2 separate regions of the Homo sapiens genome follow, and region 2 is linked to region 1. The links are chromatin contacts, found by Hi-C or POLR2A ChIA-PET in ENCODE. All regions are on one chromosome and are shown on one strand. The core of a region is the stretch at or near the end of the contact, and the rest is flanking DNA. Distances in the headings are between cores, read along the strand shown. Region 1 holds the start of PAK6-AS1 (PAK6 antisense RNA 1). Region 2 overlaps LOC112268152 (a long non-coding RNA gene).

Region 1 (4,602 bases), core at 111-2,610:
AAGCTCTCCAGGATGGGAGAACTTGGAGTGGCTTAGCCCTTCCCAACATAGCAGCTGGAGGCTGATGAGGCAGTTACTCCCCACAACCGCCTAATGAGGAGGAAGGCATTCGCATTCCCATTTTACAGATGAGGCCATTTATAAGTTTGTAGAGAAGTGAAGCAACTTGTCTAAGGAGTCAAAGGCAAAGTCTGGATAGATTCAAACCCCACTCTCTTCGGTTCCAAATGTGTCTTCGGCCACTGTCCTATATACTATGGAGGAGAATTCATGGCACTGCAGGCTGAACCTCACCTTGCATGGAACCAGGCGTTTTCTTATCCAATGCGGCAACCTATGCCACACCGGCCACCAAAAACGAGCATGGACACAGACCTGAGCCCCTCTGCCCCCTTCACCCAGAAAAACAAGTCAGAAAAGCCCCCAAAAAACCACCAGAATGGGGCAAGATACAGAAAACGCAACCTACACCCTGGGAGCTCTTCATGGCTTAGCCTCCAGTGCTCCCAGCAGCACCTACACTCCAGATCGGATGCCACCTGAGCAGGTCTGGAGATCTGGGGAATGAGCGGTGGGCTGGGATGTGTGGAGCGGCAGCTTCACCTGTAACTCCTGCGGGAGTCTCCCACGGCTGCCTCCCACCCTGCCCTGCACAGCCACTGGGCCTGCCACCACCCTTCCTGTTTGGGAACCTCTTCCCCGGCATGAATTCCCTGCACTCTGCCGCGGTGACACCCTCACCCAGGACAGGCATCAGACCTGAAGATGGGCCCGGGGGCAGGGCGGGCCATTTGAGGTCTTGACGTCTACCAGCCTACCGTGGGGCCATGGGGCAAAGTGGTGTAAGTGACTTAACATGCACCCACTAAGGATCGAGAGACGGCACCTGGAAGGGACCACCTCCGCTGCCTAGCAGTACCAGGAAGGAGCCAGCCCAGGAGGGCCACCTGCCTGCCCACTGTCCCTCCCTGCCTGCTCTTCAAAATGGGTGCAGAAGGCTCTAGGGCCGGGGGCCGCTCGCTCACTCACCTTCCGGCGCCTTCCGCCTCTTCCTCGCGACTCCTCACCCGCACTGGGCCTCTCTCTTAGGCGCTGAGGAGAGGGAAGACCTGGGACCTTGCTGGGCCAGTCCTCCGCAGGCCTGCGCGGAAACAGATCAGAAATGCATTATGGCAAATGTAGCAAGTGTTCCCGCGGGTGTTGCGACTGGCTGACGTCCAGGCGCTGGGAACCGCTCCGCGCCCGCCTCCCGACTGAACTCCTGGCTCAGGTGCAAGAGGCGGCAGGCTCCTTGCGGGGCTTACGGGGAGAAGGGGACGTTGGGCGCAGCACCGCTTCCGGGGCGGCCCCTCTCCAGCCACACTCCGACCCGGCGCGGCCACCCGGCCCCAGCTCGCAGGCCCCACTGCTGCGCCCTCTCGGGGACGCGAATGCCCCGCGCCGGGCGGGCGCCCGCGGAGGGAGGTCCCGCTCCAGGGACGCGGAGCTCCAGATGCCTGCGCCCAAGGCCCCTCGCCTGGCGCCGGCTGGTCCCGAACTTCGGGGCATGGGCACCCAGGAAGGGGGCTGCGCGTGTTGGGAGGCCCGTCCTCTCGCCGCGAACCTCCGGGGCAGCCGGGGAACCCACCTGCGGAGCGGGAAGCCCAGGAACGCTCGAAGAGGTCGTGGGAGCCGGGCCCGCCCTCCGCGGGAGGGACCTCGGCGCGGGAACGCCGAGGAGGGGCCGCGCTTACACGTTGGTGCAGCGCCGGCTTCACCTGACCGCGATTTTGATTTCAGGGTGTGGCCTCAGGTAGGACGCGGCGGCGAACCCAGAGCGCGGGAGAAGTTGCCAAGTGTCGCTGGGGCCTTGGCCAGGAGCCCCTCTGCCCGAGGGGCGCCGTGCTGCTCAACTCTTTCTCTCCACCTGCTTGGCCCCAGTTCCCGCCCGCCCTTCGCCTCCGGGCCCTGGCCTGGCCACAGCCGCGGGGACCTGCCTGCGGCTCCACGGCCCAGTGGCCGCCTCGCGGAGACCCGACCTGGAGAATCAGCTGAGCGCCGGCTGTGTGTAATCACCTCGTTCACTGGCATCGCAGATGCACGCTCCAGAGCCGCGGGCCGACTCTCCCGGACCTGAGCGGGCCGCGTGTGCCCACCCACACATCCTGGAGAGCCCACGCGGGAGTCGGAAAACCTGTCACCTTGGATGATCTGTCCCATGTGGACAGGGCCCCAAGACTGTGCTGGGGTAGCCCCTTGCGCAGGCAGGAAAGCGGGATTTAAGGGATTCCAGTTCCCTTGTCAGCCCTTGCGCAGTCCTGAGTCCTGAGGACTTTCTAGCCTGAGAGTCCTAGGGCAGGAGACCCGCACCCCCAGAGCGGCTAGGGCCTGTTTCGGAGCCCCTCCGCCTGTGATTTTGTCCCAGAGTCGGCATCCTCTGCTTGTCCTCAGCAGTCCCTGCCTAAGATCAGAATGGCCATTCCAAGGGGCTCACTCCTGGCTGCCCCTGTGCCATGTTTCTTTTGGGGTACAGGGTGTTTTCTATACTGGGGGAAGGGACAGGAATCACTCATCTCTTCCCCAGATAAAGAAGTGAGAAGACCTTTGCTCTCCTTGTCTTGGGCCCCCAGAGAAAGGCTGTGTTCTGGCTGAGTGCTGAGGAAGTTCTGGCTTGGAAACTCAGTACATGTGGACTCCAAATGGCTGCCGTCAAGTGGTGGCTGGGTGACTGCCAGTGTCACAGAGCGGGGACCAAGGACAGTGCAGGGATTTTAAAAATCATTGTTGGGCACCTCAGACTTCAATGATTAACTGAGGTCACTATGGCCACTTATTTTTGTTCACTGATTCTTTAGACGCATCAATCTACTCACGGCTCAATCTTTTGCATTATAGGCTGTATTGGTTTCACACAATTTACTCTAAGGCGCCCACCTAATAGAGCTCAGGCAACCCGTGGGAACCTGACAGTCCCAAACAGGTCTGTACCCTGTGTGGCTGCACCACAAGCCCAATGCCCTCGGCTTTCCTAGGGAAAGCATGGTGCCAGGTGCAGATGCTGGCCCTCTGTGCTGTGGGACAGTGGTGTGGGAGCCAGCCAGCTAACCATACCCTGCTGCCATCCCCAACATCCCCAACACATATTTATATTTAGTTTCTGTTCTCCTCCCCTTACTCTGTCGCCTCCTCCTCCTCCTCTTTGTGTCTTTCCCACGCGGATTCTTTCTCTTTCCTCTGAGTGGACAATACTGTAGGCCTGACCCGCTTAGACAAACTCTGACCTCCTGTGGTCACCCAGGAAGCTGACTGCTAGGCCTTGGATGAGGGGGCAGTGGGAGGGGGACCAGGTGATACCAGAATGGCTCCCCCCACAGATTCGTTACCCAAGGACATGGGTACACTGGTCGAATGCTGGCTGCAGAAGCAGAATGTGCTGCGTGGAGGTGGCAGAGATTGGTTGCTGAGGATTTGAAATGAACCATGAACCAAAGCTAGAATGAAAGCATTATATTGTCTAACCTAGAATCGACACCCTAAATTATTTTTACTGATTCATGAATGCATATGTGAATTATTTTCTTTGACTACAAATGCCTTATATACCCAAATCACAGCTCCAAGCAGTACTTTTGAACAGAACTACAATAAAGTATGAATGTTAGATTATTACCAGAAATGAACTGGTATTCAATTTGGTTTGAATCCAGGCTTAGGTACCCTAGAATGGCGACTAGCCAAGTCCCATCCTCACCCTATAGAGAATAACTCTAGGAAACCCTGGGTTCCTCCCACCCCTTGGGAGCTACAGTGGGTTTGGGGCCTTGAGAGAGGCAGAAGGTCAAGTTAGACTGACCAAGGAGGTAATGAGTCCCCCATCACTGGAGGTATTCAAGAATAACCGTCAGTTGGGTAGGCCAGAGAACTGGATACAAGACTAGACTAGGGAATCCCTCAGGTCCATCACAACGCCAGTTTTCTGCACTTCCAGTCTCGTCTACATGAGGTTCAGCTGCACCGGGTTGCACGATCCGCCCCGTTGCCACCCCTCTCCCCACACATTGAGACAGCTGGGGATACACACTGAATCATCCATTCAGGGTAGGTCCTGAGTGATTAATTCCTGTGTGTGACTCTCCCCCTTCTCTATTCTCCTCTGATCCGTGCCCAGCTCAGCCCTGCCCAGGAGGAAAGGGCAGAACAACAGCACAGGAAGTGTCAGGAGCAGTCTGGGGACAGTGTCTCCTGCAGCATCCATGTGCCACCCTCTGGCCTTGTTCCCAGGTTGCCGTGCTGAGCACAGGGGGCTCCAGGCACATCCTCCTTTGAGGAGCCTTGGCTGCTGGCACAGACCTTCTGGTTGAAGGAATTGTCCAGGCACTCCCATTCTACAAATTGGGTAGGATCTCTGGAAGAGACACCCAAAACAGACATTTCACAGGGGGACATGGCTCTTGGAGTGGTGCCATCTCAGAGGCATTGGCAGGCCAGTATGGTCTGGGAGGGCAGCAAGGTGGGCACATCGGGTGGGGCAGGCACTTCCCGGTTATCCCTCAGCCTGTGGCTGTCGGGGCCTGTTGTAACATCTGAGTGCCAACAGCCAGGGCTGAGTGCTCGGGCTAGGGC
Region 2 (4,626 bases), core at 256-2,755, 61 kb before region 1:
GTCTCGGTTGCTGTGGTGCACCACCCAGATACTGCTTTTAGGACCAAGGAGCTTATCCCTGAAGTTGCCAGAAGTGTTGGCTGCCAATGGCTCACACATGAGTCTCTCCCTTGGCATTTCCTTCAGCTGCTAAAGGGAGCTGTCTTGCTGGACTTCACAACCCTTCCCTAGGGGTCATCTGCCAAGTCAATGTGGAATTCAAAGGTACAGCCCTCTTATCCAAGTTGGGGCTAACTCTACGGGGCCAGCTCAACCCCAGGGCTTCCTGTGGAAGCATTCTGTATTGTGACTGCATTGTTCACCAATTTCTTCCTCTGGCTTGATTCTGATTCTTTCACTAGTTCACAGATGTTATCTCTGAAAGCACCCCCAATAAACTTCCTACAAGAAAATCTCTATCTCGGCATGTTTCCTGAGAAACCTGACCTAAGACAGTCTCCTAAGATTCTAACTTTAAAAAAATATGTACTTAAATTTTTTTTGAGAGAGAGTCTCGCTCTGTCGCACAGGCTGAAGTGCAGTGGCACAATCTTGGGTCACTGCAACCTCCGCCTCCCGGGTTCAAGCAATTCTCCTGACTCAGCCTCCTGAGTAGCTGGGACTACAGGCATGTGCCACTGCGCCTGGCTAATTTTTATATTTTTAGTAGAGATGGGGTTTCACCATGTTGGCCAGGTGGGACTTGAGCTCCTGGCCTCAGATGGTCTGCCCCCCTCAGCCCCCCAAAGTGCTGAGATTACAGGCGTGAGCCACCGCACCTGGCCTAGATTCTAACTTTTGGGACCTCAGAGAACAAGACTCATCCATGTGAAGTTGGGCCTCCTGGCCACCTGTGTCTTCTATAAAGTGGTTCTCTTCAGAGTGTTGCCTGCATCCTGGCTGCTTTCCACCAAATATCCTTCAACTTATGACCTTCCCTGCAACAAAGCAACCTAAACTGAATTCCTCAAGTATTTTGGGTGTGGTCTGTTGTGCTGAGAATGAGAATGGGACTGATTGTTCCTTGGTTCAAAAGCCCTGGATGCATCTTGGAATGAGGGGGGATACTCTTTAGAAACTCAAACTCCTGGCTGGGCGCAGTGACTCATGCCTATAATCCCAACACTTTGGGAGGCCAAGGCACGAGGATTGCTTGAGCCCATGAGCTTGAGACCAGCCTGGGTAGCAGAGTGAAACCTGTCTCTAAAAAAAAATAAAAGAAATGCAAACTCCTCACCTTCCTTTCCCTCTCTCATCTCATCCCAGATCACGATTCAGAGGGTCTTGGTACAGCAAGGAATATGCAGTGTTACCAGAGCTTTGCAGGTGGTTCTGGTGTGATATCAAGATGGAGAACCACAGGGCTCAGTACCCGACTTCAGTTCGGCAGCCTGAGTCTGCCCGTTTTTATTGGCAGCTCTGTCATTTGACTCAGATGGAGCTGGCTGTCAGCGAAAACCCTCAGTTTTATTCACACATGCTTCTGCTAAGCTGCCACTTCCCCACCCTGTCCTTGTACAGTCGGTGTCTTGGCACCAAGCCCAGATCTCTCAGTTAAGCCCTGTTCATTTCACCTTGGGAGGTTTAGGCCAGTGCTCCAATAGGTTAGAATGTTTTTGGATCCTGAGTCTGTCTTCCAACATATTCCTGTCTTCGCTGGCTCCTTGCTATTCGCAAAGTTGAGGGGCTTGTTCTCTGTGGCTTTGCCCAGGTCCTGATAAAAAGGTGGATCAGATGCCAAGTTTGGTGGTACATGCCCATAATCCCAGCTACTGGAGAGGGTGAGGTGGGAGGATTGCTTGAGCCCAGGAGTTCAAGACCAGCCTGGGCAACAGGGTGAGATTACATCGTATATTAAAAAAAAAAAAAAAAAAAAAAACTCTCTCTTGGCATCCTCGTGAAAGTGACATTGTCTTTAAACCCTGCGTGGCAATCCCTGATGCACTGCCGTGATGCCCAGGGAAGACAGGATGACCTGGAAGTCCAACTACTTCAAGATCATCCAGCTTTTGGATGATTATCCAAAATGTTTCATCGTGGGAGCAGCAATGTGGGCTCCAAGCAGACGCAGCAGATCTGCATGTCCCTCTGAGAGAAGGCCGTGGTGCTGATGGACAAGAACACCATGATGCTCACGGCCATCTGAGGGCACCTGGAAAACAACCCAGCTCTGGAGAAACTGCTGCCTCATATCTGGGGGAATGTGGGCTTTGCATTCACCAAGGAGGACCTCACTGAAATCAAGGACATGTTGCTGGCTAGTAAGGTGCCAGCTGCCACCTGTGCTGGTCCCATTGCCCCATGTGAAGTCACTGTGCCAGCCCAGAACACTGGTCTGGGGCCAGAGAAAACCTCCTTTTTCCAGGCTTTAGGAATCACCACTAAAATCTCCAGGGGCACCATTGAAATCCTGAGTGATGTGCAGCTGATCAAGACTGGAGACAAAGTGGGAGCCAACAAAGCCACGCTGCTGAACACGCCGAGCATTTCTCCCTCCTCCTTTGCGCTGGTCATCCAGCAGGCATCTGACAATGGCAGCATCTACAACCCTGAAGTGCTTGACATCACAGAGGAAACTTCCTTCTTGCTTCCTGAAGGTTGTCCGCGATGTTGCCAGTGTCTGTCTGCAGACTGGCTACCCACCTGTTGCATCAGTACCCCATTCTATCATCAGTGGGTACAAATGAGCCCTGGCTCTGTGGAGACTGATTATACCTTCCCACTTGCTGGAAAGGTCAAGGCCTTCTTGGCTGATCCATCTGCATTTGTGGCTATTGCCTCTGTGGCTGTTGCCACCACGGCTGCTCCCGCTGCTGCAGCCCCAGCTAAGGTTGAAGCCAAGGAAGAGGTGGAGGAGCTGGGTGAGGATATGGGATTTGGTCTCTTTGACTAATCATCAAAAAACAACCAACTCAGCCAGCTTTATTTACAAAACAAGGAAATAAAGGCTTAACTTCTAAAAAAAAAAAAAAAGGTTGGACCAGGACAGGAGTAAGAACAGAAGCAATTGATCAATACTGATGACCTTCCCTATATGCAATGCACCGTGCCCACCTAGAGGAGGACATCATATAATTTATTTCTATCACACTTATTAAAACTGGCCCATTTCACAGAGGGATTGACAGAGGCAGAGGAGTGATTGTGCCCAAGAATGTCACACTGGGATGAGAGCTAAGCCTCTCCTGCCACCTACAGCTCTCATCTCTAGGTTTGTTGTCTCTCAGAGGAAAGGCAAGAGAGAAAAGTGACAAGATTGGCCCTTCCAAGTGGAAAGAGATTTTTAGAGCTGGAAGGATTCTTAGAAATGATCAAAAGTTTGACAGATTCAAGGGCTCAGGTAACTTGCTAAGATCACAGAACAAACCTTTGCTCCAGTGGGGACTAAACTCTGGGTTTCTTGAAGATGGACACAGGTAAATTTGATCCAAAATAGCACTTCAAAGAGAAACATACATGGACTGATTGTTTTCCACTTTTTTTTTTTTGAGATGGAGTCTCGTTCTGTCACCCAGGCTGGAGGCAATGGTGTGAACTTGGCTCACTGCAACCTCTGCCTCCCAGTTCCAGCTATTCTCCTGCCTTAGCCACCTGAGTAATTGGGATTACAGGTGTGTGCCACCATGTCTGGCTCATTTTTGTATTTTTGGTAGAGACGGGGTTTCACCATGATGGTCAGGCTGATCTTGAGCTCCTGACTTCGTGACCCACCCGCCTCGGCCTCCCAAAGTGCTGGGATTACAGGCGTGAGCCACCATGCCCAGTTTGTTTTCCACTTCTAAGTCCCAGATGGTTCCTTGTCGGGTTATAGAGGGGCTTGGAATGGGAAGACAAGCAACATCTTCCTCCTGGGCATCTACAGGAAACTTGATTGCCTCTCTCCTCCCTAAGGGATCAGTGTTGGCTACCCAGCCTTGCCCATGCCTCCACTTCTGCTTAGCTCTCAGTACACAGAGGGTGGCTGAAGCTGGGGCCACAGAGGGACACACAGCTGGGCAGCTCAGCACTCTCATCTGTGCCTCATCAGCTGGGGGGCTGTGGTGGCATGAAGCTGGTGGGAGGCTGGCACTTGCCCATGATTGGAGCCCTTGTGCTCATCACTTCATGAGTTCAGGCCGCTTGGGAACAGCTTGCTTCAAGTCCACAGACAGGAGCAACCCTAACTCAGTCTGCCCTGCAAAGGTGGGTACAGCCCCTGATCCACACGAACTGCTGGAAGAAAAATCCAAAGAGAAAGTCAGTGAAGACGTTTGTAGAAAGAACTGTTGAAGAAGGAATAAGAAACTGCCATTTTTCCTGTCAGTGTCTGCTAATAAGTAATAATAAAATAACAATGATAACTCATAATGATAATGATAGTATTATTGAGCTCATGTGTAGGCACTGTATTAAGTACCATTCATTATATTCTTTAATCCTTGCAACATCCCCATGAGGCATTATTATCCCCATTTTACAGGTGAGAAGGCTGAGGCCCAAGAAGGTTAAGTATCACAAGATAAACCAGCTAGTAAGTGGCTGGGTTCCTAGAGTGGTGAGTGTGGCTCCCTTTGCCAGACTGGGAAACAGACACCATAAGAGCCATCTTCCCTCCAAAAGAGGGCCAGCCCTTGACCAAGATGGACAACAGGGTTCCACACTCCTGAA

The links. Hi-C counts contacts between places; a loop is a spot of excess contacts on that map. ChIA-PET counts read pairs that join two places held with the same protein, here RNA polymerase II (POLR2A).
Region 2: a loop to region 1 is called in a map of aorta, with 5 times the contacts of the local background. The contact joins the enhancer-like site here to the promoter of PAK6-AS1 in region 1. A Hi-C loop is called at or near these places in 1 of 168 maps with a recorded cell type or tissue (aorta). POLR2A ChIA-PET finds 5 or more read pairs at or near these places in 6 of 52 experiments (BJ, H1, PC-3 and 3 more).

What each region holds. Positions count from the first base shown.
Region 1 is chr15:40,249,717-40,254,318 of GRCh38, reverse strand. PAK6-AS1 (PAK6 antisense RNA 1) reads left to right here and starts at 1,360. Exons shown (of 2, transcript NR_168270.1): 1 at 1,360-1,661; 2 at 1,780-3,655. BUB1B-PAK6 (BUB1B-PAK6 readthrough) reads right to left here. Exons shown (of 10, transcript NM_001128629.3): 2 at 1,030-1,141. It overlaps PAK6 (p21 (RAC1) activated kinase 6), which reads right to left. Exons shown (of 11, transcript NM_001395430.1): 3 at 1,030-1,141. RefSeq lists silencers at 1,289-1,378, 4,517-4,602.
Region 2 is chr15:40,310,595-40,315,220 of GRCh38, reverse strand. It overlaps LOC112268152 (a long non-coding RNA gene), which reads left to right. Exons shown (of 3, transcript XR_002957721.2): 3 at 4,439-4,626. It also overlaps the pseudogene RPLP0P10. Among named protein-coding and RNA genes, the nearest start is that of PLCB2, 5.0 kb to the right of the region's middle. Within about 2 kb of position 1,505, at least 5 of the 41 ENCODE cell types and tissues checked have a DNase peak (open chromatin) inside an H3K27ac peak, as active enhancers do.